Linked DNA regions of Mus musculus: regions 1, 3 and 4 are each linked to region 2. The links are chromatin loops, found by intact Hi-C in ENCODE. Cell type or tissue: heart. All regions are shown on one strand.

Region 1 (8,000 bases), 310 kb after region 2:
GGATGGACTCACCTGTTTCCCCTTCAGTTGTTTCTTGCTGGTCACAGCAATGAGAAAAGTAACAGATCATCTGTACTGAGAACATTGACCCACCCTCACCACGTCAATGGGAAATCATCACTGTTTGCCCCGAAGGACTTGTACTAATTGACAAAAATTGGTCCTCACTCTTTCTACAATTGATCTGTGAGGCTCATATATTTTTTTCCACTGAAAGAAAAACAATTTTCCTGTCCCTTAGTTCCAGAAAATTAGGCTTGTCTAAGCCAGGTGGTTTGTAAATAATAAATTGCATTATCTGCAAAAACATATTACAGCTTTATTTGGTATACTTTTCTGTGTACCCATAGACCGGGACATCTGTGACAATTTAATGAATATAGAGTGCAAGCCAAGGTTAGAAAGAAAGAAAGAAAGAAAGAAAGAAAGAAAGAAAGAAAGGATGAAAGAAAGGAAGGAAGGAAGGAAGGAAGGAAGAAAGAAAGAAAGAAAGAAAGAAAGAAAGAAAGAAAGAAAGAAAGAAAGAAAGAAAAGTGCTTTTAAAGCCAGGCCTGGAGGCAGGCCTGCAATTCTGGCTACTCAGTTGGCTTGAGGCACGTACATGGAAATCTCATGGCCTCTCTAGGCAACTTAGCAAGATTTAAAAAAGGGAGTTGGAGAGATGGCTCAGTGGTTAAGAACGCTTGCTGCCCTTGCAGAAGGGCCCAGTTCTCTCCTAACCACCCATAGCAGGCAGCCCCCAGCCTCCTATAACTCCAGTTCCAGGGGGATCTGATTCCTTTCTCTGTCATCTGCAGGCACTGCATGCACACACATATATGCATAAATAAAAATGTTTTTAAAATGAAACCATGAAGAGGGCCAGGGACATGGCTCAGTAGTAGAGTGCTTGTCTGACATGTGTGAGGCCCTAGGTTCAATTTCTACAACCACAAAAAATAAAGTAAATTCGTGAGACATACTTAGAGAATGGCTTCCATGAATTTGTGTACCTCTTCCCATTCTTTGTAATCCTGCAGGATTTCTGTTCTCTCTCTCTCTCTCTCTCTCTCTCTCTCTCTCTCTCTCTCTCTTTCTCTCTCCCCTTCTTTACCTCCCCTCATCTCCCCTTCTCTCAGCTAAACTTGAGGAGTAATTTGAAGTTTGATGGGAGGATAGAGTGTGAAAAGTAACCGAGAACAATGAGCCAAGCCAATGGGAATGTTCTGGAAAAGTCCAGAACGGTCCATGCTCCTTTTGGTCCTTGAGTCACACCCCGATGGACTCACTTTTCTGGAACTGTAAGTGATGAAGCCTTGTTCATTCCCAAAGTTGCCAGTTTTCCTGACTTATTACTAGTTTTCTTATTGTTTTTAAATCTAGCTGGATCTGAATTTTTCTATAGCTTGCTACAAAGGTTCTTCCTGTTTCAACTTGCAAACCCCTAACTAGGATGGGAAGTTTGAAGTTAAGGAGTGTAGGTAAGGAGCATGGGTATCATTATAAAGGCAATGCCTGCTCTAATAAGAAATAAACCGCAAGGCTAAAACAGAGGACAGTAGCTTATTCATCAATTAATCAACTCCTCATCCTGCTCATTACAGCAAACGCTAAAACAGATCACAGCACAGGGCAATGTGAACCTTTCTTTTTCATGAAAAACACCCATGTCTGATTTCACTCACTGAGAGAAAAAAATGTTTCCAAACATTGTGAGTAAAGTTTCTGAGCTAAAACAAATGGTGTGTGTGCCATTATAATCTTTGTAAACTTGTTTTTCTTCTACCAATTGAAAAGTTGATAGAAAAGCTCAAGTTTTTCTTTGTGACAGGCCCTGAAGTGCTCCGAATGACAGGCATGGTTTCTGCCCTTGATATCAGATATTTAAAATGTGAAATTTAAAAATAAGGCAGTTTATAACTAAAAAAAATGGCTATGTTCCATGATGTACACATTATCTGGGCCAATTGCAGCACAAAGGGACCTGAGGAAAGTCCCATGCATACCCAAAGCGCAGAGCGATGAAGAGCATAGAAAGGCAGCTTTGAGAAGCAAGTCGCACACAGTTCTCTGTTAGCTATGTGGAGAAAAGGGAGCTGGTGACATGGGAAGATGGCCTGTGAAGTTCCAGGGTCTTGGACTGGTTTATTGTTCTGTTGTCTCCGCCTTAAAAGTCTTCTCATTTCCCCTGGACTTTCATTTCTGGCTGACCCTACAGATCATGCAGTGGGTCTAGATGGAATCATGGATGCGAATGTTCTCATGTTACCAGAGAGGCCAGAGGAGATTTTGAAGATGTGATTAAGGATTTTGAGATCAGGAAATTGCCTGGGTTATCCGGGTGAGCACCATGCAATCGAAAGTCTTTATATGTAGGGACACAAGAGAGATAGGGTCAGAAAGCACAGACGACAAAAGCAGGCTATGCCACTGTGTCATGTGAGGTCCTGAATCTAGGAATTTGATTGGCCATAGAAGCTAGAAAAAGCAAGGAAACATTATTCTCTAGAATATTCCAAATGGATGCAGTTTGTTTTAGTTTTCTGGCTTCCAGAATGTAAGATAATACATTGGGGTTGTTTTCAATCACTACCCTTCTGGTCATTTGTTACATCAACAATGACAAATTGATACATACTACTGAATGTAAGTTTCCTATAACTCAGGAATATCGGTAAAGTTAGCGATTACCATTAATTGATCACTTATTTGCTAGGGACTACAGGAAGCTTATGTACATAACCTTACATAATCCCAGAACAATATTTGAGGTGTAATTAAGACCACAAAACCATCTAGAATGTGTTACATTTGGGATAGTCTATGTCCCTTTAAGCTTTTCTGTGCGTTTATCCCGATTCTTCGTTTTTCACTGTATAGACTGGGGTTTTCCTTCATCCTTTAAAATGTATTATAGATTTTCTGGTGTTGGTAGAGGAGTAGTGGAGACACCAAGCAATGATACTTCTGGGGCATGTGACATGAAGGAGGTGCTGAAGACTTCCTGACAAGATGCCAGGTGGTTTTAGGTAGCTGCAGAGGTGAGAAAAAAGGCAAAGAAAGCTCTTGGGAATAGCAAGTCAAAGATTCGGCCGGCCTGGCGAGAAAATCCTGGCCCCAGTAGGTCAAGCGGTGACAAAGAGCTATTGGCATAGTGCCTGAAGACCTGCGGGGATGGGGGTGGACAGTCTTGTTTCTCAGAGCGACGAAACAGAGGTTCCACCACCTCAGGCCAACCCCTAAAACAGCACCCACTCTCCCGCCTGCTCCTGGGTGTTTTGGAGGCCTCGTGGTCCCGCCTCATTGGCCGCCGCGGAGCCCCGCCTCAGGGAGGCAGAGCGACCTCCGAGCCTGTAGTTCTCCATTTTCAAGACCTTCCCACTGTGGGGGGGCCCCAAGGGGCTACAGGGACTACAACTCCCAGAAGGCTTTGCGCAGAGGGCGTGATCATAACTGAGGACGCCGGGGGCGGGGCCTCCTGGGATGAAGCGGGGGCGCGCAGCACTGGTACATCAGTCGCTGCTGCTGCGAACGGTAGAGTGTTCCTTGCCCGAGACCGGCGCTCAGACCCCGGGTCCTGGAGGCTCCCGGCTCCCAGGCACTGCCCCCTGCTGTCGTCGTCGCGGCGGGCCGTCGTTCCCCAGCCCCGATCGGCCGAGGCGACGGCAGCGGCCGAGGTCACCATGAGTCCGGGGTTCCGCCGGGCCGTTACTGGGCAGGGGGCGGCGGCCGCGGTGCAACTGCTTGTCACCCTGAGCTTCCTCTCAAGTCTGGTCAAGACTCAGGTAAGCCCGAGGACCAAAGGCAGGGGACGGGTCACGCCGGCGTCGCCGAGAGGCCGAGGTGCAGGTGCGAGTGGCCAGCCAGGGATTGAGAACCGCGCCGGCTAGTGCGGGAAACGTCTGTAAAGCGCGGCGGGCGCGGGGACACGACACGCGTGGTGATGGTTTACGGAAGAGGAAGATGGTGACGGCCAGTAAGCGCTAGCGGCTTTATCTTTGTGATGGTGACGGGGAGACACAAGTCTTGAGTGGTGAAGGTGTTGGGGACACAAACCTCTGACATCCTTCCCTCAGATGACAGGGAGGCAGACCCTCCATCCTCTTCCTGGGCTAGAGGGGGCATTACTTCATTTCCTTGAACTTGTGCTCTAGAGATAGCTATAGGCATTACCCGCTTTATAATTATCCACCTGTCCTACGTATGCAAAGTGGCATGCCAGGTGAGCCCAGTTATGACACTGGAGGGCCTAGGCCCCTACTGTGGGCTTCTTAAGTCTATAGTGAGGCTTGCTGGCTGGACAGTCCGGTAGACTTTGACGTTGCCTTGGTTAGGCAGGTATTACTGAAGTGTTCACTACATACTCGAAAGCCAAAGCACAGCCTCTTGCCTTGAAAAGAGATAGGTTAGCTCTGCCTCTTTTAGTGAGGAAGGTTTGAACAGGTTGCCAGATGCTGCTATATCTTGTCTGCACCTGCTGCAAAGTGCTAGCTCGAAGAGCCAAAACCGAAGAAAAACAAAAGTGTCTCAGATGGCCTGATAATGAGGGGCATGCAGTTTGAAGCAATTAACACTCATTGCTAAGAGAAAAAAAAATGATGGTAACTGTGAGAGTAACCGTGTAAACATGTTTTTCTGCCTTGTTCATGGTGTTATGGTGTCCAGCATGAAGTCCTAGAATACAAGAATATTCTGTTTGTGTCCATGTGTGAGTTCTCTTGAATGATTTGATAAAAATAAACAGCTAGGAACAGTGGCATACACCTGTAGCCTCAGCTCTCAGGGGTAAAAAACACAAACAGTAGGAAAAACAGTAGGATTGCCGCAGGTTGGACGCTGGCCTACATATTGAGATTCTGGGTTAGCCAGGACTACATAGCAAGACCCTCTCTCAAAAAACTAAACAATGAACCAGTCAGAGAAAAGAAGGAAGAAAGGGAAAGGAAAAGAAACCTTTTGTTAAACGTGGAGCTTGCTGAGTCCATCTGGAACTGAGCAAGGAATCAGAATTTTAAACAAGCCTTGTAAGTGTCTGTGATGCAATTGTTCTTTCCACTATACTTTAGTCAGGCTTGGCAAACACTATGATAGGATTCTGGGTGTATCTATCAGATTTAGAAAAAATAAATTTCCTAGGCTGTCAATAGCAAAGTTACTTTGTAGTTACTAGTTTGAGTGTTTGACTTGAGTGGAGCTTACATTTAGAACTTTTAAATAAAGTCTGATTTCTTGTTTTCTTGCTTGATATATGTCATTAATTAATTGTATACTTTTAAAATCACTAGTCTAGAAGCTTCACTTAAGGTTTCTCTAGCTACCAATAATCACATGTAATTAGTGGTTTATAATGTACCTGTAATTCTATTTGTTGATATATATTTGTAATATATATATCAACAATAAAATATTTGTGCATTTCAAAGTAACACCGTGCCTGTCTACAAAAGTATATTTTGTTCTTCTAAATACAGTTTTGATGTCATTTTTAGATAGCACTTTAACCTGTAACATGTTTAATTATATATTACCTCATTTTATTTGGTACATATCATGTGTAAGGCTGTGGTGGTTAAGTGAAGTTCAGAGAGCTTAATTGGCTTATTAAGTTACATAAACTGGGGCCCTAATGTAGCCCTTTATGCTCTACCCAGCATTAACAAATCAGCATACTTGCTTCAGTGGACAGAAAAACAGAGACCAGACAATCAGAAGGTGGAACATAGACAGTTCCTCTACTTCTCATGCATCCTAAACTTGGGGGACGGGGTGTGCAGGGGGAGAAAGAGTAAAAGTAAGAGGAAGAATTAGAATTGTTGAACAAACACCTCTGTTCACAAGAAATCAAAGTCATTTAAGGAAATAGGTACTTTGCCTTCTATATTGAAAGCAGGAAAATGTTTTTGACTATGTGAGAGGATGTTCATTTGTATATCTGATGCCCCATTTTCTTATAAATGAAATGCAAATATGGTTCATGGCATGCTAACATACAGTTTTCCTGTAAAAGGATATTTCTGTCAAATATATTTGAAACCCTTTAAAATGCCCATCTGAGGTGGCATGAAATCAAGGAACACAGAGCTCCCCACTAAATGGAGGTCAGAAATGTGGGACTCATTCCACTACCCGGAGGATTTGTTTCTTTTAAACCTGAAGACCAAGCTTTTAGTCTCACAGCTTCGTGGAGGTAGAATTGGTAAGAAATAACACCAGTGTCTTCCCTAAAAATGGAAAAATCATAAGAGACCCCCAAAGAGATACATTGTTAGTGTAAGTGTGAATGGAAAATGAGCCCCATTTTGTGGAAAAGGAAAAAAGTTACGAAGAAGGGGCTGAAAACTCGGCTGAGAAGCTGTGACTGTGAGCAGCCCCTCCCTCACGTGCCTTTTCAGGCTTACTCTGTATCACTCGTGCTAGGATGAGCTTTGGCTAGAAGTGGAATTCACAGCAAGCCCAGGTTACCAGAGAGAGCAAATATCCGTTCCTCCTAGAGAAGTGTGTTTTCAACTCAAGGACTTAAGAGATTTCAGAGATAGTGTCCAGTGGAGTAAACAGCTAGGAGCGTGCCAAAAAAAGTTATCACAAGCCACAAGGCACTAGGTACCTTGAATCAGATACAAATAGCCCCCGGCTTATGATGGTTGAATTTTTGGCTTACGATGGTTGGACTTTTTTTTTTTTCTTTAAATTACACAGGTGAGAAAGCTATATCTGCTTAGTAGAAACTACTTCGTAATTTGATACTTTTTTTTTTCTGTTATGCTAGTTCTGTAATTTCAGTGCTAGGAAGGGACAGTGAGCAACAGTTCACCATCAGCTATGCCAACACAAGCATAATAAACAACTCAGACTCCACAAGTTGTCTCCTGAGGTTCTGATCCATGCTGTATGGTAGGCTATGTGTCTCAATTGCATTTCCATTTGATATTTTTGTTTTAGTGGGTTTATTGGGAGGGGAGCAATTTCTCATGGAAAGTTGAGGAACACCTATAAGTGGAAACACTCAAGACAATACCTTAGGCTCTGAAATTTTTAAGTAGGTAATTTAATATCAGTTTTAGTGTACTTAAGAAAAGCATAGAAGTATTAAACATCTAAAAGAATAGCCAGAAGGTTAAAAATAATGAAATTGACGTGTTCAAAGTAAAATTTAAGCCAAGTATGGTGGTATGCACTCATAATCTCAAGAATGAGTGAACAAAATCAGAAGTTCAAGGTTGGCTTTAGTTGCAGAGCCAACTCCTTGTTAGCCTGAGCTACTTGAGTCTCTGTCTCAAAAGACCAGCGGGGAAGGGAAGTAAGATTTAAAACTAAAAGGGTGAATTAATTAAATAGCTGATTATACCTAGCTTAAGAAATAACGGTTACAGATTTTCCTAAATAATCCTTTGTCACCCACTCTTCTGCCCTATCGGCTTCACGCCTAACAAAAGAGAATTTCCACAGAGTAATCCACTTCCTGGACTCTGTACCAACTGTTGTGATCCTGTTGGTTATAGCCATGGATGAATCATTCGTGCTCTTATAGCATGTGTTAGGGTCCATTTCTTCTTTTCTTCTCAAGGCTGTGGTTCTCGCCATGTTTTCACTTCCCCCACCTCATTAGTTTCTCCTTAACGAGCTGTCACTGTCATCCTAGCAGATGACCTTGGGTCTTGGTGCTGCGCTCTTGTCCTTGTTGAACACTTTTCCTGACTGAGCTGCCACCTGCCCCTTTTAATTTCTGTATCTGGAAAAATTCCTAGGCTGTCTTCATTTCATTTTTCCTGACTTGTTTTGTTTAACCTATTCATTACAGTCAGACTGTACCAAATTGTACTTCTACTGCCCTGAAATCTCTCTTGTCGAGGGTTCCCAGTGTCTTTCTTGCTAAGACTGTATAGTTCCTAAACCTCAGGTTCTACCTGTTGGAAGAATTGTTGTTACAGCTCAGCCTTTACTCACTTAAGTGCTTGCTTTGGTATCCAGGATGCTAACTTTTCTGGTCCACTTCCTCTGTAGTGGCCTCGTCTACTTTAGAA
Region 2 (8,000 bases):
ATTTATGGTTTTCCAACAGAAGTTTAAATGGTAAAACACCAAAAAACAAACAAACAATAAACAAAACACCCTGTGTTTACCATCTGCTTATCCCAAGTGTCCCACAGTGTGGGACTTTTACTTGGTTTTTAAATAAATCACCAGCTTTTCAAATAGATCGCGTCCTTTTCCCATATTTTCTAGAGCAAAGGCCACGACAGTCTGAGACTGATACATGAAATACCTTGAACAAATGCTTAGGAGCCTGGAAATAACCCACCTTATGAATCTGGTAAATAATATCAGGCTGAGTTATACTTAAGATGTCATTGTTGCCTTTCAGTGGCCTGCTGTGATCTTTAAACTCTTGACCTTGGAAATGTTCTTCACTTAGTTTGTACCGCTGGATCATGGTCCCCATCCCACCGTCTAGCACCATGATCCTCTTCCGAAGAATGGCTTCAATCTCATCCTGCAGGGTTTTCTTCATCTTTCCTTTAAAGAAAGTAAAAACTGACTTCAAAGAATGAAAGGAGATATGTGGGGGATGTAGGTAAGGGGTAGACAGTGCATAGTGTATAAGACCCCTGAGTCTGATCTCCAGCAGCAGAAGAGGAAAAAAGAAAGAGGTGGAACCCCTAACTCTTAACATGGAGTAAGGAGAGCTCATAAAAGATGCAACTACAGCACTAGAAAACTGCTGTCAAAAATGCTGACATTTCTATACAATACAATGATTTACATATTACAACGCACAGATGAATCCCCAAACAATGGTGAAGCAGGCTTAGCTACTTCTGTTTCAGAGTGCAGAAAAAAAGTCAATGACTGTTTAAGGAGCATAAGCCTAGGCCAGGCTGCAGAACTCCTCAGGACTTTCTTTGTTAATTCTATAAAGCTATTACAGTTGAACACTGGTAATTCCAACCTGACCTTCAAAATACAGCTGGTTCTTAATGGGTTAGTGTGTGAACATAAAAGATAGAAACAATTAACTACCATACTTATATAAATTTTCATCTTTGCAACAGTCCACTATATACCATAAACAACCTAAGCCCCCACACAAATTCTGAAATCTAGAAAGAAATACATAAATATATGGGTATATGTGAAAGAGTCTACAGAAACAAGAGAATCGTGAGTAGCAAACACAAATATATAAAAGAGTACACATCATAATTGAGTGGGAGTTGAAGACAGAACTCCACAACAGGTCCTTGAAAATCTACTGCTAGCCGGGCATGGTGGTACATTCCAGTAATCTCAACACTGTCAGAAGTGGGAGGATCAGGACTTCAAGGCTATTCTTATCTATACAGTGAGTTCAGAGGCCAGCCTTGGCTACATGAGCCCCTTCCTCAAAACAACAATAAAATACAATCCTTCATCATCCATATGCTTATTATCCTTAAAAAGTAAGTACAATTTATCTTAAGAGGCCACTGACTCTTCTAGTAGGAGTTTATCTTTTATTACGTTTAATTATCATTAAAGACCAGCATTCCTAATTACCATCAGAACCTTCTCTTAAATGTAAATCCCCTTGGGCCAAAGAGAAGGCTCTGTAGGAAAAAGTGCTTACTGTGTAAACCTGAGAGCCTGAGTCGCCACATCCCCAAGGTAGGAAGAAAGAACAGGTCTCCTGAGACTTTAGCCAACAGGTGCAAGCCAACATACCAGAGCCACCCCTCAAACAATAAGGAAAATTTAAAAACCAAATCCTCCCAATGACTGTCCTTTCCCTTAGCATAGTGTGGGCATTCACTGAAACTTTATTCTTCTGTAAAGAATGCGCCCCACCTCAAAGTTTCTGTGTTCAGTTCATTAGGTCTAGAATATTCTGTGTGTTTTACAACTTAATAGAGCGGATTCTATGTCTGATCTCAGCAGGAAAGTAAAGAAGGGACGACTACTCTATGTAGAACGGATTCTCTGACACATCTTTTAAGGTGAATAAAAGGCGGCATGGTTTCATAGTAACTCCCAGTAGATGATTAGAAACAGCTTTATGTTTAATATCTGTGTGCATGTAAATAAGTGCTACATAGAAAAGAGTTCTGAGACCCGTCCTGGTGAATAAGCCCATGAAGCAATTGTATTTTCCCCAATTTGAGTAGATCCTACAGCTTTGTAGAATCGGGTATTTCGTTGTTTTAGGTTTTGTTTTTCCTTCTTCTTTTCTTCCTTCTCTTGACTTGGTACCATTTGTCTTCACAGCAAATATTCCAAAGGATAAATAGATGTAGAACTGGTGACAGCACCCACCAGATGCTGAAAGGAACATAAAGTCAGGTAGTAGCCGAGAACTACCTAAGACTGGGCTACAGCTCAGGGTAAATCACTCGCCTAGCATGTACGAAGGCTTACAGCAGACTCCCTAGCACCCCAGCACTGCAAACAAACAAGTGAAAACCAAGCAACTTAAAGAATAACAAGTTATAGGACAATTAGTTCCTAATATGGGCCTGTAAGTGACATGCTACAGTGTCAGGAACACAGCTCCTCTGGAGAGAATGGCCTTAACAGGGGTCACAAAAGGACTTCCCTTTCACAGGACAAAATGGTGTAGAATAAAAAATACTTCTCTTTTTTGCACTACAAGCAAACTACCTCAATGCATTCTCAGCAGTTTCCCGCTTTGGCTACTTTACAATCTGCTCCACAAGCTCCTTGGAGGACACATCTTTCATCTGGGGCCTCTAATCTCTAGATTGAACTGATTTGCTACATTTTATAGGCATCTGTTCACATATTATCTCATTTTTGAAATATTTTTTTCTCCCACTAATTTTTAAAGGCCAGAAGAGATCTGAGCTGCTACCAATTCACTGGCTCCTTTTATTCATTCTTCCATTAGTCACTCTTAGCTAAGTTCATAAAAGCATGCAAGGGAGAAACATGAGATCACTAGAAGCTGCAGCAGAAACTTTCTCACACACAGGGTCTGAGGTTATACCCTCTCCCTGACCATCTGCTGGAGGGATTTACTCTTGGCAAGCATTCCACCACTGAACCATATCCACAGCCTGGGACATATCCAGCTTTCAGTTCAACCTTGAAGTTCGGTAATCTTAGTTCTTCCTTGAGACTTGACAGTATAACAGTAAATAACACAGAAAGAAACAAAAAACAAAAGCTGGACACCAGTGGCTAAGGGTTTTTTAGGATGTTAAAGCAACGTGGTTGTAATACCAACACATAGGTGAGAGAGGCAGAACTATTTCTAAGCTACAGGTAAGGAGCCTAGAACTTGATGTTCACCCATGGAGGAAAGTGGAGAAGAGAGCAGGGCCAGGTGCAAATAGCCAACCATTTTCTCTCATTTTCTGCAAGGGATCACTATTTAATCTATTCTAAATTTTCAGAGGCTTTCTGCAGCAATAACTATATTCAATTACTCTTCTTTTTCTAAAAAGAAAGGAAGAAGCCTGAAGCCCTAAAAGACTAAATAACCATGCCGTAACTCTATGAAAAAGAGCGATCTTTTTTTATAGCAACAGCAATGTGCTGCCGGGCAATGTCCCACTGGTTTCAAGAACAATTCTACCAGCCCTATTTGTCAGATATTCACCCTCCTCCTAGGGCTACACACTATGCCACACCATACTCACTGTTCTGTCTTAAAAAGAAACAGGATCTCATGTTACCGAGGCTGGTCCAGAACTCATTGTGTTCCAGAGAATAGCCTTAGACGTAAACCCCTTCGAGTCTAGCTTTATGCAGAGCTAGGGATTAACTAAACCAGAGCTTCCTGTCCGCTGGGCAAGCACAACCTGATGTCCTTATTACTAATTCTCTCGACTCTACGTCTTACCTCACTCACACGTCTTATAGGAATCTCTCTCCAAATCTTTAAGACACTCAAAACTGAAATTATACTCCCTTTGTGTCTTTTCTCATTGTGGAGGCCAGAGCCACCAATATCCGAGTAATTTGCGATTACTATTCTGCCTTCCATCCCCACTCCTGGGTACTGAGAGTCCAGTCAGGCAACCGTCAAGCTAAAGCCAGAGTTTCCAAAAGTAAAGAGTAGAAAAGGAAATTAAAACCCCACGTGGTTCAACTGTCTAGGCTGCCTTACCGGCCTCCCAGCATCTGAACTCGTCTCGGGCAGACAGCTTTCCGTAAACATTTACTGAATACAGTTATATCATGCAGAACTTCCCAGGAGCCCCGCGGGAAGTTGTTGCTAGAAGTTGCAGCGCTAAAGGCAGCGCTCGTCGCTCCGCCACCGGACCGAGCGTGTGCGGGTGAGTGAAGAAAGAGACCCAGCAAGGACCGCGTCCCCCCCGAACTCCAGGCTGGGTCTCCGAAGGAGAAACTCCTGGAGAGCCGAGGCACCCACAGAACCGCTAGACCTGGATGGAGGAGTTACCGAGTGACAACAGCGCAGGCGACGCGCCGCCAAGAGTCCTCCTCAAGCAGGGAAGGCTTGATCTCCAAAGAATTCCACCGCGGGCGGCTCCAGCCAGCGTTTTCTGGCCTGACGAACTGACAAGATCCCCGAAGCTCCAGAGCCGACACACCGGGCCTCCGGGTACCGTGCCTCGGGCACGCGCTTCTTACGGAACTCCCAAGCGCAGAGCTCCCCGCTACAGAGCAAGGCCGCAGCGACAGACTAAAGGAATTGACGACGTAGAGACGGCCGCCGCCGCCACTGCGCCGTTAGCTCTCCGCTCAATCTAGCCTCCGGCAGGAGGGCCCGCCCCCTTCCCGGCATGTGATTGGCCCTCAACAGCTCCTCGCCGCCGTGTATAGGCTGTTGGTCGTTACCCAATCGCCGGAGGCTTTGCTCCGTGGCCCTATGGGAGATGTAGTCCTGAGTACTGGGTCCCTATGGAGACCAGAGCGTCTCTTCCCTGAGTTCTGGAAATGGTTCCCAAAGACCTCTCCAAGTTCTAGTCGAAAAATTCATACTATAGTATTGGCTCTCATCAGTGGTGGAGTATCAAGGGCCAGGAATCTGAAGTCAGAAAATTAATTGTAGCTTAGTTTTGCAGACACTAAATATCTTGTCTCCCTCATCCACAGAAAAGAAAGACTAGAATGAAAGTGACTATTAATTTATAGGCTTGCAACAGGGGTTAAAAAAAGAACCCGTGAGTACACTATGGAAATTATGAGGCACTATAGATGCTAATGGCCACACTGATACTAAACATTTACTGAGTAAAACACTCAAGTTGAGATACACACTTGGATAGCACAAGTGGGCCAGTAAGAACTTGCACAAATAATTAAACATGGAAAGAAGAAAGTAGGAAACATCCCAAAGGGTTTATGGTATTCTAAGGCAAATAAGTATCTGGGGCAGAGACGGGAAGATTCCTGGGTTTTGCTAGCTGCCAGTCTGAATGAAAAGCCAGTGAGCTACAGGTTCAGAAAACAATCCTGGCTAAAGAAATAAGGTGGATAGTGAGAAAGGAGAATACAGATGGTCTCCTTTGGGCTCTGCAATACAGGAGCTCATTTATCTTAGCACACAGACATGCATACAATGCACACACGCACACACACACAAACAAACAAAGTAGTTGGGTCTTAAAGGAAGGGTATATTTTTTTTAGTCAGAGGAAATACACAAATAAAACATAACATTTTTTTCCCTTAGGAAGATCAAAGTTCCCTCCAAACCTAATTTGATGTTTTATTACTAGAAGCAAAGACCAGCATGGCACAGCATCACTCCAGAGGAATTAAGGAAGCACCTTGGGCTGCTTCACTCACATTCATTTGAAGAATGGATACCCCCTACCTCAGAATGCTTTAGGGAGGGGCTGCTACCCTTACATGGTTCCTTATTAAATTTGAAAAGTGCCTCAAAAGTTTTGACACCAGAAAGACACCCCAAAAACATGTGTCTAAACTGCAACTTCAGGTGAATATGACTAAAGCAGTTACATTGTGAGAAGTGCTGAAGGTATGAGATGTCTTCCCTGGCACAGGAGTGACCATGGTTCCTCACCACATGGTGTAGCCACCTGTCTTAGTTAGGGTTTTACTGCTGTGAACAGACACCATGACCAAGGCAAGTCTTATAAAAAACAACATTTAACTGGGCCTGGCTTACAGGTTCAGAGGTTCAGTCCATTATCATCAAAGTGGGAGCATGGCAGTATGCAGGCAGGCATGGGGCAGGAGGAGCTGAGAGTTCTATGTCTTCATCCAAAGGCTGCTAGTGGAAGACTGACTTCCAGGCAACTAGGGTGAGGATCTTATACCCACACCCACAGTGACACACCCATTCCAAGCAGGTCACACCTATTCCAAGAAGGCCACACCTTCAGATGGTGCCACTCCCTGGTCCAAGTTATACAAACCATCACACCACCCATGAAGAAGTTTCCCTTGAGCTGAGTTACAGGGACATTTGCTCCCTGCATGACTGCGAGCTGAGCAGTGTTGGGAGGGCATCCAGGAGGTGGAGGAGGAATGTTGCCAGCGGTGGCACCAGCTCCAAATCTGGCACCTGCATCATGCCCTCCTTCCACCAACACTGCTGAGCCAGGTGAATAGTTGGGACCAACTGCATAATAAGCCATGGGTATTGTGGAACCTAGAGGCCCAACAGCCACAGACTGGGCCATAGGCAGATACAATGAGGCGCCAGGAAATGCAGCTGACATGGTGGGGACTGTGGCAGCCCCTGGATGAACAAAGCTTGGACGATAGAGCTCTGAATATGCAGGTGGAGCATCAGTATAGGGTGGAGCCTGAGGAAGATGTAAGGTCTGAGGATATACTGGATTCCCAGGAGGTTGCACAGGGTAGGTAGGCTGTGTTGGATTGAAAGAAAAATAAAACTTGAGACCTGTGATTCATGTAATTTATGTCAAATAGCCCAAAGAGTTGTTTGTGAGCTTTGAAGCCTGGGACTGAGAACATAGCAGAACAGGCCAGGACATGCCCGGGCAGGCCTGTCGTTAAGACATTCCTGAGGCTGCTTGGCCATAAAGATAAAGAGAATGCTAAGACATGTCTGGACTGGCCTGGCGCCTCCATATCTCCCGCCCTTCTGACGTGGATTAAATGTTAACCAGATGCTCTGCTGTTACTTCGATCTGCACATACAGTTTGCTGGTGTTTAAATAAACCAATCCTGTGAAACCGCACCAATTCCTCCTACAGCCCCAGACCCTTTTCTATAAAAACCCCTAGCTTTTGAGCCTCGTGGCCAACAACCGTTGTCTCCTGTGTGAGATACATGTCGGCCCAGAGCTCCATCATTAAACTACCTTGTGTGTTTGCATCAAGACAGTCTCTCGTGATTCTTTGGGTGCACGCCGACTCGGGATACGAGTGGGGGTTTCCCCTCTAGGTTCTTTCAGGATATTGACCTCCTTTGCTGTTCATGGTGGCTCCAACATAACACCTTTTCTTTCTTTTTTTTTTGTTTTTTGTTTTTTGAGACAGGGTTTCTCAGTGTAGCCCCGGCTGTCCTGGAACTCACTTTGTAGACCAGGCTGGCCTCGAACTCAGAAGTCCGCCTGCCTCTGCCTCTGCCTCCCAAGTGCTGGGATTAAAGGCATGCACCACCACGCCCGGCATAACACTTTTTAATATAGAATTTTAGTATATAGTACAGTTTGGCTTTGAATTAGCCTCCTGTGTCTCACCAAGACCTGCAAAACACAACATTTCTTTTTTCAGATTTTAAAAACAAAGGATAGTTCAGTAAGGTCAGTGATAGTTAAAGAGATTAAAAGCAGATGTATCTAGAAAAATAAAAAGATATATAGAGCCAGGAGTATAGGGGTAGTGGTACAGGCTCATAATCCCAGCATTTAAGAGAATGAGGCAGTAGGTTTATGAGTTCCAGCCTAGCCTGGGCTACATCGCAAGACTGTGTTCATAGGAAGAAAATAAGCACAGCATTCCCATGTTACTGTAAATAACTACACCAGAGTTTTTATGTATTTTATTATTTTTTTTTTCTATGTGTTTCTCAAGAGGAGGTCTCACATTATAATCTAAACTATTCTAAACCTGTTTCCTAGCCCAGGATAACATCAAACAGG
Region 3 (8,000 bases), 140 kb after region 2:
TCCATCAAAATTCCAACACAATTCTTCACTGAACTTGAAAGGGGGAATTTTCAGCTTTATGTGGAAACACACTCACACACACACACACACACACACACACACACACGATAGTTAAAACACCCATGAATAAGAAAAGAACGGCTGGAGGTCTTCCTATCCCTAACCTCGATTGTACTATAGAACTGTAGTAATAAAAACAGCATAGCATTGGCCCCAAAATGAACACGTTGATCAATGGAATCGAATTGAAGACCCAGACATAAATTCACACTCCGTGCATACCTGATTTTTGTTAAAGAAGCCAGAAATACACACTGGGGGGGGGGGAAGACAACATCTTCAACAAATGGTGCTTGTCAAAATGGATGGCTGTAAATAGATTCATACTTACCACCCTACACAAAACTCAACTCTAAGTGAATCAAAGACCTCAACATAAGGCCAGATACACCAAATCTGGGAGGAGAGAAGAAGGTGGGGAATAGTCTTGAACCCATGGTACAGGGATTCTGAACAGAGCACTGAAAGCAGCACAGGCACTAAGAAAAACAAGGAGACCACATGAAACCGAAATGCTTCTGTATGTCAAAGGACACTATCAATCTGAACAAAGCAGCAGGCTACAGACTGCAAAAGATTCTTACCAACTACACGTCTAATAGAGTGCTAATATCTAAATATATCTAAAATACATAAATAACTTAAAAAAAAACCTGAACATTAAGAAAACAACCCAGCCAGGAGATGGTGGTGCACGCCTTTAATCCCAGCATTCTGGAGGCAGAGGCAGGCAGATTTCTGAGTTCGAGGCCAGCCTGGTCTACAAAGTGAGTTCCAGGACAGCCAGGACTATACAGAGAAACCCTGTCTTGAAAAAACAAAACAAAACAAAACAAAACAAAACAAAACACCCACCCACACAAAAAACAAACAAACAAAAAAACAATTTAAAAATGGAGTACAGATCTAAAGAGAGAATTCTTAAAGTCATAAATATAAATGGTTGTTCTATCAAAAGCAATATAGATTCAACCCAATCTCCATCAAAATTCCAACATAATTCTTCACAGAACTTGAAAGAGGGAATTTTCAGCTTTAGAAACACTAAGAGACACTCAACATCCTTAGCCATCAGGGAAATGCAAATCAAAACTACTTTGAGATTGCATCTTACCCCAGTCAGAATGACCCAGATCAATAAAACAAGTGATAGCTCATGCTGGGGGGCGTGTGAAATAAGGGGGACCCTTATCCATTGCTGGTGGGAGTGTAAACTTGCACAACCAATATGGAAATCAGTGTGACAGCCCTCTAGAGAGCTGGGAATCGATCTATCTCCAAGATCGATTATAACCTTCTTGCGCATATACTCAAAGGACTTGATATCCTACTACAGAGACACTTGCTCAACTATGTTTATTGCTGATCTACTTATAATAGCCAGAAAAGGAAAACAGACTAGATTATTGTTTGATGTTGGTCATGGGTACCACAGTAGAGAGAGAAGCTCACCAAGATACTTAGCCTTAGCCAGGCAGTGGTGGCACACGCCTTTAATCCCAGCACTTGGGAGGCAGAGGCAGGCAGATTTCTGAGTTCAAGGCCAGAAAAATAAAAAGACGCTAAGCCTTCATTTTTCTGAAGGAGCAAAGGGATTCAGCCTTCTTAGAAAAGACTGACACCCAGCTAGCTCACTCCAGTTACTTTATTCAAACATCATACAAGGTGAATTGTGGCTGGAAAAAGCTCCAGTTACCGAAGTTATCTTGCCCTTGCTGCCCATGAGAACAGACAACCTATATAAATTTCAGTCCCTTTTGATCATGGCAATCCATAATCAAAAGTAAGAATTCCAGGTTTGCCAGGACTGTCTTCAGGACCAAGATTAGTGCTCTCATATAGCACCAAGTGCAGACCCTCCAGAGAGACAACAGTGCTTCAAGGTTCAAACAGTCTCAAAACAATTTCTCAGCCTCTACTGATTGACTCAAACATAAAGGCTTTGCTGAAACATTTCTCTCAAAGCCAGACTCAAAGGCTTTACCATACATTTTACTTAAAGCCAGACATAAAGACTACACTATACTTATCACTACACTAGATGCCTATCAATGAATGAATGAGATAAAGAAAATGTGACATATTTATACAATGGAACATTACTCAGTGGTTAAACAAATGAAACCGTGAAATTCTCAGGAACATCTATGGAACTAGAAAAAACAAATCATAACCCAGATCCCCAAAGACAAAAATGGTAAATAGTCACTTATATGTGGATGTTAACTGTTAATTTTTCAATAAGCAGACTACCATCTATACAAACATAGAGATTAGGTATAAAGTAAGGGGCTGGGGGAGGGTAGGTTGGCTCTCCCTAGGAAGGGGAAATAGAATAGACAGTTATGGAAGAATGTGGTGGGATGGGATTGCAACAGGAGGATCAGAGAGAGAGAGAGAGAGAGAGAGAGAGAAGAAAGGGGTGAGGGAGGAAATACAGGGAGAGACAGCTAAAACTAAGGGCCATTTGACGGGTTGTATGGAAACTTCTAAAATATAGACATATATGAAGGTGATCCAAGTGGAATTACCAAATCATGGGAAAATGGAGCCCCAATTGGATGTCTTTCGTTACCAAATGAAGTCTCCAGTCCCAGGAATGGGTTACATCGAATCAAGTTGTTAGCCAAAGGGGCCCCATAGGCATCTCCAGACAACCCAGGCTATTGCCAAAGCTGTTGATTGCTCTCCACAAACTGACTGTAAGGCCATATTGCTGCAGACAACATCTACACAATTCATCGAACGTGGAGAAGTCGAGCTGGTGCCTACAAACAGCCTTCACACCTACTGACTAGTGTTAATGGTCCTGGGAGGTGCACTGCATGCTTACTAGAGAGAAAGGTAAAGACCAATCTAGCTACCAAACCTTTGATCGATAACAGTGAGCTGCCTGCAAGCTATGCTGGTACAATGATGGCGCAAAGTTGAGGAGTAACCAATGAATACCTGGTTGGATTTAAGGGCCAGTCCATGAGATGGATTCCATGCCTTACACTGCTTAGTGGCCAAGAATCTGAGACCAGATAGGCTAGGGAACTAATATATATATTAGACAATAGTATATATATGAGACTTTTAAATACACACACACACACACACACACACACACACACACACACACACACACACACACACACAGCTCTTAAAGACATTCTGCTATACTCAGATCAGTATTTCTTGCTTAGCTGCTACCAGAGAAACTTCCTCCTGCAGCAGAAGAGAACAAATACAGAGAGCCACAGCTGGGTAATGTCTAGAGAATGAGAGACCTCAAATACTCAGTCGTAAATATGATGTTTCCATCTAATCCCCCCCCCCACTCCCTCAGGAAGGCAAAAAGGAGGCCAAAGGGGACGGTAGGAGAGGAGGACAAAAAGATAGAAAGAGCCAGTGGGGATGGAAGACACCAGGAAAGCAAGACCTTCCAAACACAGCAGAAGAGACTGTGGCAGCACGCACGCACAGGGCTTCCACAGGTCTGGAGCAGATGGGCTTTCAGCACTGAGAGAGGAAGGACACAAGCCCCTGTCCCTAACCCAGAGGTATCTCCCACTGACAATCACTCACAAATCAGTTTTCTACAGTGGAGCTAACTCACTGTGCAAACCTAAGGCTAGGTCCCAATTACCATATGGACAATGTAAGATGAGCTAACTTGAACTAACTCTGTAGCATTTTTGGACCTTTTTTGCCTCATAATTCTTTGTCAGGGCATCTTTTCCCCTCCTTATAGGTCCTTTGCGTATATATCTCCGTTTCTGGTTTTGCATTTTTATAAGCTTTCTGTGTGTATAAGCAGGTATGTCTCTTTCTATATGTGTTTCTTGAGCTTTTTCTTTGGCACTTTTTTCTTCTCTTTGTTTTGTCTTATTCTGATGTTTGTTTTTATTTTGCCTATCGCCTTCGTCGTCATCATCGTATGTTTGTACCCTAAATAAGAAAGAGAAAAAACGGTGTGGATTTGGGTGGAAGGGGAAGTGTTGGAGGATCTGGGAAGAGTTGTGGAACGAAACTGTAACCAGAATATGAAAACAAAAAAGTTTTGTGTATTTTTTGTTTTTGTTTTTTGTTTGTTTTTGAGACAAGGTTTCTCTGTGCAGCTCTGGATATTCTGAAACTCACTCCACAAATCAGGCTTGCCTCGAATTCAGATCTGACTGCCTCTGCCTCCCTCGAGCTGGAATTAAAGAAGTGAGCCGCCACCTCCCATCTTGAAAAAAGTTATTTTCACTTAAAAAAATTAAAATGTCATGTTTCTAATAATAATAATAACAGAATAAGAAAAACACCACTCCCTAGGACTGCAGACAAGGCAAAGGTGATAAGGTTGTCAGTAACTGCGTTCAGCGAGTGTTTACTACTTACAGAGCAACCAGATTGCACTGAGAACTACAACTCACGTTAGGTTTGTGCCCTCCTCGGGTAGCATTAGAATTAGAAACGCGGCTTCCCGCGCTTCAGCCCCTCGCAGGCTGGATAAGTATCTCGTGAATGACCGGTTCCTGCTACACACCCGTAAAGCTCCCAAAGGCGGTTGGGGAAAAAGAATCCCAGACCTAAGCCTGAAGGCACATAGCAACACTGAGCGAGGCGTCGGGTACCTAGAGAAGCGAGCTGTAGCACCAAGGAGCGGAGGGGCGGGACTTATAGGTGGCTTTCTGGAAAGAAGGGGGAGGTACTGTAGGCGTGGCTTAGCACATTTTCGTGAGGGTGGAGCTTAAAGGAGGGGCGTGGAATAAATGTGGTGTCTTGGAAAGAGGTGCGGATGGAAGGCGGAGCTTAACTGGATGAGCGAGCGGAGGGTGGGGCTTTGAGGTTCAGGCCCTTAGAGGGGAAAGTAGGCGGGGAATTAAATGGCTGGCCTGAATAGGCGGAACTTAGAGTCACGGAGGCGGGGCCGTTGTATTGCGTTTTCTACAAAGGTGTCCCTTTTCTCTTGCCGTAGTGAGAAGCCGGAAGTTCCTATGAGGCGTGCTTTAGAGTTCCGGGACAGTGCCGGCACCATGTGGGAGCTGATCTGAGGAGTTGTTAGCTGTCTAATCCTGCTGATATTCCGAGTTCAGGGTGAGGAGGAGCACGGTGCGGCTAGGCGCGGCCGTGACTTGGAACGGGTGGCCGGGTGGGCCGTGAGGTCGTGGTGCAGAGCTGGGGAAAGCTGGTGCTGCGGAGGCGTAGTTAACGCAATTGCTGTGGTGGGTCCTGGAGGGTCGGGGAAGCAAGTTTCTGTGTCCTCGAAAGGACTGAGCGCTGTATTGCCAGAGCATGAGCCCTGGCCTGCCATCTGTTAAGGCGCCTGACGTTTCCTAAAAACTTTTCACGCTGTTCGTTCTTAGCCGGTGTTTTGAGACATCCGCCTCCGTGCAAGATGACGTCCTTAGCCCAGCAGCTCCAGCGACTCGCCCTCCCTCAAACTGATCCCAGCCTCCTATCGAGACGTGAAGTTGCCTCTCTGTTATTTGACCCCAAGGAGGCGGCCACAATCGACAGGGACACCGCCTTTGCCATCGGTGAGCCACCTTTCACTTAGCAAAGCTCCCAGAGCATGATATCGGGGAGTTGGGGGGGGGGGAGGTTCTGTATTTTCTTGCCCCCCCCCCCGTTCGCTTCCCGAGCAGTACCTTGTTTTCTTGGTAAGGGGGTGGGAAACAGCAATACTGCTAGATGTGTGAATGTATTTATAAATAATGGTATCTGAAATTTCACAAACTAACTAATATGTAAAAAGGAAGAAAAGTAAAGAAACCGAGACAATGACTGTGGTGTGAGAGGAGACTTTCAGAACTAGATGTAGTTTTAATGACTAAAAAGAAGGGCTCGGGTGGAGTTCTTGTCATGAAGTACTTTCTTTTCTCCTAGTGAGTGGGGGTCAGATTTATCCTATATGTTAACAACTAAAGCCAGTGTTTGAGAGTGTCTAACACATGGTAACAGAGTTCATGAGCTTGGGGGTGAGGAGAACAGGAGAGTATCTGTTGGGTTTGCCTACAAAGAAGTTACACGTGACTCTCCTCCTAGGATGCACTGGCCTGGAGGAGCTTCTTGGGATTGACCCTGCCTTTGAACAGTTTGAAGCGCCATTGTTCAGCCAGCTGGCAAAAGGCTTGGAGCGCAGCGTCCAGACCAAAGCAGTGAACAAGCAGCTGGATGAAAACATTTCATCGTTCCTCCTTCACTTGTCTCCTTATTTCCTCCTCAAGCCAGCGCAGAAGTGTCTGGAATGGCTGATTCACAGGTAGCTAAACCTTCATTAGTTGCCAACACTTGGTAAGCTAGATTGCTTTCACAAATTTCAAAGGTTAACATGATGTTTAGAATGTCAAGTGAACATGCTCTTCTTGAATAGGGTGCCATTAGTTCCTGTCTAGTGTGTTTAGGGTTTAGGGGGTTTGTTTGTTTGTTTGTTTGTTTTTTGAGACATGGTCTCAGTGTGTATCTCTGGTTGACCTCAAACTCACAGAAATCTGCCACCTTCTTCCCCAAGTCTGAGAAGTATGTCATTGTCTTTGGCTAGTTTTGTTTTGGGGATAAGGTCTTATTATAGAGCTCTCGTTTGTTGTTATTGTTGTTTGTTTTGTTTGTGGAGAGAGAGTTTCTCTGTGTAGTCTCAGCTGTCTTAGAACTCAGTGTGTACACCACCCTTGCCTCACACCCAGAGATCCACCTGCCTCTTCCTCCCAAGTGCTGGGATTAGAGGCGATACCACACCTGGCTCAAGCTGGGTTTTGACTTACTTTTTTTTTTTTTTTGCCTGTCTGGCCTGGAACTTACTAAGTAGATCAGTTTGCCTCAGATTTATAAATCTGCCTCTTTTTGCCTCCCAGGTCCTCAGTAGTGTGGTTATAAGTGTGTGCTACCAGACCAGCCTTAACTGCATCAGTACTCAGGAGCTGATGCAGCTTCACATTGCAGATCCGTTAACATGGGGGCAAAACGTACAGTTCCTTCTTACCTCGCTAGGTGTAAAGAATGTCTTTTAAAATATCAACCCAAATCACGTGGTATTAGTGATGTGCGCGTTAAGCATTTATGTACCAGGCCTTGTACTCTAAGCACTATACGTGCTAGGAACCAAACTCTGACCTCTGCGAGAGCAACAAATCCTGTAGATGGCTGAGCCATCACTACAGCCCTTCTTCATGTAACCTTTATTCAGCAAATGTTAAAGTGATAAAAAAATATATATATATCTGTAGGTTTTCCTTGGTTGCTATCTTTTAAATAAATACCTAAATAAAGTTTTACACAAGATTTAGAGAGGTAGCTATGCCAGGGTTTGTTGAGGAAAGCTTCATTCAAGTAGTGTTTTAGTTAATACCAAAGCTTGTATAAAGTAGATAGAAGGCAAGGTCTGCTACTATTAAAGTCCATGTAGGGGTTTAAGAGATTGCTCGTGGTGAAGAGTGCTTAGTGTTCTTGAAGAGGGCCTGGGTTGGGTTCTCAGTACTCACGTCAGAGCCACTTAGAGCTATCTGTAAAACTCCAGGTCCAAGTGCCCTCTGACCTTTGTGGGCAAGGGTATGCATGTGCTGCACAGGCTCACGTGGGCAATAATACATGGTGTTTTTTAAGTGCATGCAAGAGAATAGGAGAATCTTTAAACATTTTTAATGTAGAGAGACTGACAAAAAATTTTTTCAAGTTCATATACAAATTATATATGTTGTCATCTTTTCCTTTTCCATTAATTTATTTGTCATTTTCTATCTGAATAAATTAATGTGATCTTATTAATTTTTTTTTCTTTTTTGCTGGCTATGGTGCCTCATATCTTTAGTTCCAGTGCTTGGGATCAGAGGCAGGCGGAGCTCTGAGTTCAAGGCCAGACTGATCTTTAAAGCATGTTCCAGAGCATCAGGGCTACATAGAGAAACCCTGTCTTGAAAAACAACAATCCCTCCAACCCCCAACTGTCCCCCACCCCCTCCCAAAAAAACCTG
Region 4 (8,000 bases), 200 kb after region 2:
AGAGAGCCTCCCTGGAGAGGCTGACTCCTGGTTGAGGCCTTCACTGGGGTCTCCAAGAAGGCTCTTATCGCCCTAAACAACAGGACAACGCCTGAGCTTCCCTTCTAGGTGCCTGGAGTGCTCCTGTATGTGAAGCAGGCAGCCCCTCTGTGACCAGCTCCACATTACTGTCACTGTGGAGGATCTCAAAGGCCCTGAAGCATGTGCTGGATTCTGCTGGACTCTGCCCTGGCATTTCTTCCTCAGGCAGAGTTGCTCTCTGCCCTTTGGCTGCAATAACTCAGCAGCTAGGAGCCGGTACCGCCCTGTGTGGTGACTCTCAGGTGGGGCCTCAGGGAACTGGTTCCAGAAGGAGCCATCCCTCAGCTCCAGCTGGGGGTAATGCTGATGAGATGCTGATGCGTGGTTTGTGAGAATAAGACTGACGCAGACTCGTGTCTACTAGCTTCTTGGCCTGCTGGATATCAAAGGGGCTTAAGTTCCCACAAGTTGGGTGTGGAAGCTCAAGTTGCCCTTGGAAGCTGAGGCAAAAAGACTGATGTAAGCCGGAGGCTAACCTCAGCTACGAAGTCAGGTGCCCAGGTTATCTCAACAGAACAAAACCAAGAGTTCCTGGAAAACAACTACTACAAAACCCACGGGAAGACAAGGACAATGAAGAGCCCACAGATGCCACTCCACAGCACTCCTGGTACCGAGTGACGGCGACGTCTTCAAACTACTCACTCAATCTGAATGAAAAGTGACTCTGGCTTTTAATTTTTCAAATTATTTCAGTGGAACGAATGAAAGAAATATACTAAGTAGAAAAGTAAAAAAAAAAAAAAAGATACCACCAGTTACAGTGTGTACTTCATCTGTACCAAGAAGTGTTTACATGGACAGAGCTTTCGCCAGTCTGGACTGAGAACATTAAAACCTTCATGAGGTCAAATGAATGGGAAGCAGCTCCTGTCTTCCACCAAGTCCAGAAAAAGAAAACACACACACACACACTCACCACATACATATACACATGCATGCACTCTCTCCTACACATACATGCATGGATACACACACACACACACACACACACACACACACACCAAACACACACTCACCACATACATATACACATGCATGCACTCTCTCCTACACATACATGCATGGATACACACACACACCACATAAGCCTAGTCTTGTTTTTTCCAGTCCACAACCTTGAAACCTTGAGATGTTTTTAGCTACAACATACAGCAAATCACTTTAAATGTCTTTACTGATGTCAGATTTTGTAAACCGTTTTTAAACCCACTGTGACATAAGGCTATTTCTCCCCAAAATTCAGTTTGCTTGACATGGTTGTTAAACCTTTCTTTCACTGTGGTACTGGAAGTTATGGAGGGAAATCACAGCTAGGTTGTCAACAGGCGCAGCCAGTTCACTGACTTTCACCAATTCTACTGCCCAAGAGTCTCCTAGGGGCGTCACCAAAAACCAGTGGCCCTATGTCAGGTCTCTAACAACAGTGGTGGCAAAAGGAAACCTGGCACATCTAGAGAGGCTAGCCAGCACAGAAAACCAGAAAGCTCTTGACAGCTTTCCAGAAGGCCAGGATGTTGACTGCGTTTTCTAGCAGTCAGTCAGACTCCCACCAGCAGCCTAAACTGGACAACATGGTTTGCTCAGCTCTCTTGCCTCTGGCTCTCCACATTTCCTCTGCTACACTTCCAAGCAGTGTTGGGAAAACAGAGCAGAAGTCTGAGACATTAACTTCTTGTGTACAGTTCTCATTTCAAAAACACCACAAAAAGCCAGGTGTGGAGGAGCACACCAGTCTATAATCCCAGTACTGGGGTTTCAGGCAAGTGGATTTCAAGTTTGAGGTCAGACTGGACAACATGGCAATGCCACATCTTAAAACAAGCAAGCAGCCAGGCAGGGGGAGGGCACATACCTTTAATCCCAGCACTCGGGAGGCAGAGGCAGGCGGATTTCTGAGTTCGAGGCCAGCCTGGTCTACAAAGTGAGTTCCAGGACAGCCAGAGCTACACAGAGAAAACCAACCAACCAAACAAACAATCAGAAAAAACTGACAAGTGAATGGACAGTGAGTGGTGGGTGGACGGACAGTGCGGCCTAGTGCTATCATCCACCCAAATCATGAAGTCATAGGTGCTAGCGTCTATACAACAGATGGGCAGACAGACAGACAGACAGGGGAAGGAAGGAAGCCAGTACCATAGCTCAGCAGGTAAAGGTGCCTCCTGCCAAATCTGATCACCTGAGTTCAACTTCCAGACCCAAATGGTAGAATATAATTTCCCAAGAGTTGTCCCCAGACCTTCCCTTCATGTGTGTGTTGTAGCGTCAAGGTTTATGCATACATGTGTGTGTGTGTGTGTGTGTGTGTGTGTGTGTGCTAACTGAACTGTGTGTTCATGCCTGGCCCCAGTGATAATTACAACTTGAGTGTATTTCCTGTCAATCCTACCACAGGCAAAAAAAAAAAAAAAAAAAAAAAAAAAAAAGGTAAAAATCTGTTACCGGGTTATAGATGATATTTTGTAGGTTATTTAAGGACAACATTTTTCTTTTTCAACTTATTGATATTGTTGATTGGAGTCTCTCTTCCGTATACACACTTTACCCACTCTTCATTTAAGGATTACTCAAAGTAAAAACTTGTCCTGTGTAAAAACAATATAGAAAAACAGCCATGCGTGATTTTTCTCTACATCAAACTTTTCTATGTAAATTATATTACTTTACGGATAGTTACCAAATAAGTGTTAGTATAACCAAAGTCCTACCATATAGTCTTCATAACATACTTAGAAATGAAATAATTTTTTTTTTCTGAGACAGGGTTTCTCTATGTAGCCCTGGCTATCCTGGAACTCACTCTGTAGACCAGGCTGGCCTTGAACTCAGAAATTTGCCTGCCTCTGCATTCCAAGCGCTGGGATTAAAGGCATGTGCCACCATGCCTGGCCTTAAATGAAATAATTTTAAGTGATCAGTGCAGGAATTATTTAAAAAATATGTAAGGAGGAAATTACATGAAGTTTCCTGTTAAAAATACTAAAACTGTAAGTGTGGTGGCACAATACCTGTGATCGAAGCCACTTGTGAGCAAGCCTGCGACAGGAAGAACAATTGGACCCTAGCCTAGGTGAGTTAGATCCCGTGTGGCAGGCAGTTCACATAAGAATGGCTCCCATAGGTTCATAGGTTTGAATGCTTAATCACCAAAGAGTGGAACTATTTAAAAGGATTAAGAGGTATAGCCCAAGCCAGGCCCAGTGCCTCTCCCTTCCTGCGGCCTGGGAATCCGGATGTAGAACTTTCAGCTGCTTCTCCAGCACCACGTCTGCCTGCATGCCACGTGCTTTCTAGTCATGGTGACAATGGACTTGAACCTCTCAGACTATAAGCAAGCCCCAGTTAAACGCGTTCCTTTTAAAGAGTTGCTATGGTCATGGTGTCTCTTCACAGCAGGAGAATAGAGACTAAGGCATCCTGTCTCAAGATAATGTTTAAGGGCTGAATAGAGAGCTTGCCTAGTGTGATGAGGCCCTGGGTTCTGTGCCAGCACTGCAAAACCAAACAAATCAAAAGCAGTAAATACAAATAAAATACAAGCTAGGAAATAACACAAAACCAAGACACAAATATCACTCAAGCAGTGCTTTGAAACCAGGACAATATTCATTTAACTTTTCCTATTAGTAAAACAAGTAGGAATCACATCATAGGATTGCCCTGAGGATTGTACTAGTTTAAATAGCAGAAAACAGCTCTGTATGTGTTAGCTATTATTGCTAGAAAACATTGCTCTTCTTCAACCAGCCAAATTAAGTAAGTTGAGGGTGGGGTGGGGGTGGCAGAGTTACTCCGGGGAATACCAAATGCAATGTTTTGCATCAGCCCGGTTTTGAAAGATAAGAGCGCCCCCTCGGCACTGCGCCCTGCCCACTGAATCATTTACTACCTCTAGTCCTGATGACTCAAACCAGAACCAAGCCAGAAAATGAAACTAGAGTTTCCTGTCTTTTACTTCCTACAGTTCCGCCAGGCTGTAGACAATAGGCACTCGCCAAATCTCTTATTTTACCGGAGAAAAGAAAATTGCATCTCTCTTGGTTACACCCCTAAAAACCACCCTAGACCCCTACCTAGTATCTGTCACTAACTCATTTTATTCAAATCCTCTGAGCCTTTAATTCTGTTCTGTGCAATCCAGGAAGCACGAACTAGAGCAAAAAGGAGACAAGGAATTGCCATCACCACATCCATAATTGATATCTTTCCCGGAGAGAGATCAAGATGGCCTAGGTTGGCATTAAATAACTACTCTCCGAAGTCTCCAGACACGTATCACCGTCAGTCACAACAAGCCGTGGCTTAGGTTTAGGACGATTCCCAAACCCAGAGAAATTGCGTTTCCCCGTGTTTAACGTTGGGATAGAATGACGCAGCATGCTAAAGTGCGTGTCTGGAATAACGGAGTGTGACACAGCTGTCAACTGTCCCTGGGCCTGTCATTCTTGGGGATCCAGGTGATGCTCGCCCTTTCCCTGGCAGGTGAGCCGCCGAGCGGAGAGCCCTCACCGCAGCAGTCAGCGTTGTCCCGACACTACGGTCCCAGTACAAGCCTCAACCCACGATCGCTCCCGGTGTCCGGTGCCCCGTGCATGTGTCACGGAGGAGACGGCGGGATGCCGTGTCCACACTCGGATTCCGGTCCGGGAACAGTGGTATCCCGATGTCCCTGAGCCCGCAGTCGCCAGGACTCACCCCGGTGGTAGTAAGCGCTTTGCTCCGACTTGTGTCCCCTGACGGACGCCGTCCGGTTCCCGGAGCCGCCACAGGCAGAGGGCGGGGTCAGCCCGCGGCCGTTTCCGCGAGAACGACTGCAGGGGCGGGGCGTCCGAGTGCTGCGAGCTGGGGCTGTTGGGCTCTTAATGTCACACACGCAGACCTATGGCTGGCTGTGGGAGTGGCTGGCTGGGGTTGGGGTGTGGCTCACCTCACGTGCTGGAAGCCCCCAGGTTGATTTCCACCCAGCTCTGCACAAATCGGTCGGGGTGCACCCCTGTAGTTCCAGCCCTGCGAGGTGGAGGCAGGAGGACCACAAGTTCAATGTCATACTGGAGAACTTAAGGAATTCGGGGTCACTCTGGGACAGATACCTGATCTCAAGGGTGTTAAAAATACACTTAAAGAATAATCGTGGGGGGTGTGGCCGGGGTACTCCTGGGTTTGCCTCCTTTGCAGCCTTGGGTCAGAACTGAACAATGTTGTGAGCCAATCAGATTTAGCAGCCACTCATTGCCAATAACTAGCCTTGTGTGTGGAGGAATTCGTTCTTCTTTGTCCCTGCAAGAAACCCCATCCTGTGAGCAGTAGCCAGAACATGTCAACACTGGGTGATTGGCCGCTTATTCTGTGCTGGAGTTTACTACAGGGAACGCTTCCTTAGGAAACAGTTTAGACACTGATGCTCAGTTCTGAGCAGAGTAGATGGTCAATAAGCACTGAGCTGCATAGTCAGGGCGCTGCACTGCTGACGGTTTGCCCCGTATTTGTACGAACAAACTTAAATAAAACTGTAGGGCGCTGAGAATGGCTGACTGAGCTACCTAGTTTTGATGTCCTAATGGCCTCAAGGTTATGTTCTTTTCTAGATATTAGCCATGTTTGTTTTTAAAGGACATGTTTGACATAGCCATTTGGTCTTTTTCTCTGGCTGTGTGTTTTATTTTGTTTTGAACTTGTATTTTATTTTTTTAAAGCCTCTTAGCAGCAACCTCGTGTTCTGATTCGTTACTTTTTCTCCTTCCTCATGTCCATTTTCTAATTTTGATTAACTCCTCAAGATTCTACTTTAATAGCTGGAGTTAACCCTTGATGTATGTTGTCTTAGCTCTGTTGTTATTACTAGGTGTGGTAGGCTTCTCACTACACTTTCTGGGGTTTGTAAGAGATAGGGTGTGGAGAGCTTTTGGAGCCCGTTTCTAGAAACTTTGCAGGAATTAAACATTGGGCCAGGACACAGAAGTAAGCTCAGGCAGGAATATCGTTTTGGGCTAGAGCAAAGAAGTAGGCTTCAGTCAAGAATGTGACTTTGGGCTAGGAGAGGGAAGTAGGCTCAGATATCTTGGTCATCTTGATAAGCCCCTGCCTGGAAACATTGATCACAGGACTTTGTTCCTTGACTGTTTGTGTTTATAGTCCTGCTTGTCCTTGACCCAGAACTGATATTATTTTGCATGTACTTAAACTGGTATCAAAGCAGACTGGAAAAACATTATAAGCCTGACTCAGCCTCAGAACTCGCTGGGGTCATGCCACAGTGTTGTCTTGTTGTCTTTTTTCTTTTTAATTCCGACTCCCTCCCTGGAGAACCTGTTGACTGACGGAGCTGGCTTGGTCAATAGGGAATCTGCCATACACATTCCCAACCCTACTGTAATGCCTCTAAAGAAGGGCTCCCCAGGCTTCGGTTGAGTGCTACATTATTCAAAATGAAGAGCAGTTGAGTTATCTTCAGTTTTGCCTGAGTTGACCCCTTCTTTACAGAGTTAAAATAATAAATTCACCTCAGAGCTGGATGCATTCCAAGGTGTGGGAATAGCTAGTACAAAATCCCGGAGCTGCTGAGAGCAACTGTGTGCTCTGAAAATAAAGATCAGCATGCTGAGGCTGATGGGTGGGAGGAAGAGGGGATGACAGCTTGGAAGTGAGGTCCTTTAGGAGTGCAGATAGGAGGAGGAAACAGACTTGGCCAGAGCCTGGGAGAAAAGTCAGGAAAAGAGAGGGGGATTAAGGGAGAGAGAGAGAGAGAGAGAGAGAGAGAGAGAGAGAGAGACTTTAGAGACCGACCTGCTGGGAATGGCTATGGGTATCCAAAACAGAGAACATCCAGGTTTCTGAATGCTCTGAGGGGTCAAAGAGCAGGAACAGGATCAATGCGTGTTGTGTAGCTGCCGGGCTCACTGGAAACTGACTTTAAAGAAGTGTAGAAATGAGAGCTGGAGAAGCCCTGTGAAGAGGGCTCATAAACTCGCAAAACACTTAGCTGGGAAGAATTGAGAATCGAGCAAGTGGAAGAGTAAGGAAAGCTTTTCACTGGGGCTGGAGAGATGCCCACCCTTGCATAAGTGTTTCTGCTCTGACTTCATATGTTTCAATGGAGAATCAGTTTGGAATATTCTGTCCAGTTTTTTAAAAGGCTATTCATAGGCTGGGCAGTGATGTCCTTCAATCCCAGTACTCAGAAGACAGAGGGAGGTGAATCTCTTTGAGTTTGGGGACAGCCTGGTCTATAGAGGGAGTTTCAGGACAGCCAAGGCTACACAGAGAAACTCTGTCTCAAAAAACCAAAATCAACCAAACAAACAAAAAAACAAAACAAAAAATACTATTCATGGACACGAATGGTGCACAGACCTACATGTAGGCAGAACACAAAAAATAAAAAATGTTAAAGTTTAAAATGCCATTTATAATCCACTACATTATTTGTAAAACTCACTAGTAGGTTGTAGCCAGACATCCATGAACATTTAATGAAGATTAAAGTCTACTCAGACCAGCTAGGAGAGCCAATTTGTGCTGTCTCACTTGTCTTGCTTCTCAGGATTTTTTTCTCTTAAAAGCCAGATGTGAAACATTTACCATCATGTGACTGACAACCAAATGTGTGTAGAGGCCAGAGGTTAACCTGGGTATCGTTACTGCAGAGTCACCCATCTTCCTTTTTTTTTTTTTTTTTTTTTTTTTGATTTTTTCGAGACAGGGTTTCTCTATAGGCCTGGCTGTCCTGGAACTCACTTTGTAGACCAGGCTGGCCTCGAACTCAGAAATCTGCCTGCCTCTGCCTCTGCCTCCCAAGTGCTGGGATTAAAGGCGTGCGCCACCACCGCCCGGCCCATCTTCCTTTTTGAGACAGGACATCTCACTGAGACCTGGAGCTTTTGGGTTTCGCTAGACTAGCTGGCCTGCAAACTCTAGGA

Evidence for each region. A loop is a pair of places that touch in the nucleus more often than their neighbours do. Peaks named below come from ENCODE experiments on the same cell type or tissue, not always from the same donor. Only the 100,000 strongest peaks of a DNase experiment are listed, where the experiment ranks them.
Region 1: a loop joins it to region 2, with 5 times the contacts of the local background. A loop is called at or near these places in 6 of 42 quality-filtered maps.
Region 3: it touches region 2 in a loop (4-fold over the local background); 8 of 42 quality-filtered maps call a loop at or near these places.
Region 4: it touches region 2 in a loop (8-fold over the local background); 2 of 42 quality-filtered maps call a loop at or near these places.

What each region holds. Positions count from the first base shown.
Region 1 is chr13:12,562,415-12,570,414 of GRCm38, forward strand. It overlaps Ero1b (endoplasmic reticulum oxidoreductase 1 beta), which reads left to right and starts at 3,469. Exons shown (of 16, transcript NM_026184.2): 1 at 3,469-3,764. The coding sequence starts at 3,663. In heart, a CTCF peak has its summit at 3,572 (motif pointing left); a DNase peak (open chromatin) is centred at 3,387; H3K4me3 peaks cover 1,638 bases; H3K27ac peaks cover 1,116 bases; H3K27me3 peaks cover 293 bases.
Region 2 is chr13:12,253,505-12,261,504 of GRCm38, forward strand. It overlaps Mtr (5-methyltetrahydrofolate-homocysteine methyltransferase), which reads right to left and starts at 4,609. Exons shown (of 33, transcript NM_001081128.3): 1 at 4,358-4,609; 2 at 260-474. The coding sequence starts at 469. In heart, no CTCF peak of the experiment used is centred here; a DNase peak (open chromatin) is centred at 4,707; H3K4me3 peaks cover 2,208 bases; H3K27ac peaks cover 1,491 bases.
Region 3 is chr13:12,390,344-12,398,343 of GRCm38, forward strand. Heatr1 (HEAT repeat containing 1) reads left to right here and starts at 5,032. Exons shown (of 45, transcript NM_144835.4): 1 at 5,032-5,127; 2 at 5,397-5,570; 3 at 6,079-6,295. The coding sequence starts at 5,429. In heart, no CTCF peak of the experiment used is centred here; a DNase peak (open chromatin) is centred at 4,878; H3K4me3 peaks cover 2,245 bases; H3K27ac peaks cover 1,304 bases.
Region 4 is chr13:12,456,648-12,464,647 of GRCm38, forward strand. Lgals8 (lectin, galactose binding, soluble 8) reads right to left here and starts at 5,091. Exons shown (of 10, transcript NM_001199043.1): 1 at 4,594-5,091; 2 at 2,527-2,669. The coding sequence starts at 2,568. In heart, a CTCF peak has its summit at 3,954; DNase peaks (open chromatin) are centred at 3,944 and 4,864; H3K4me3 peaks cover 2,213 bases; H3K27ac peaks cover 1,895 bases.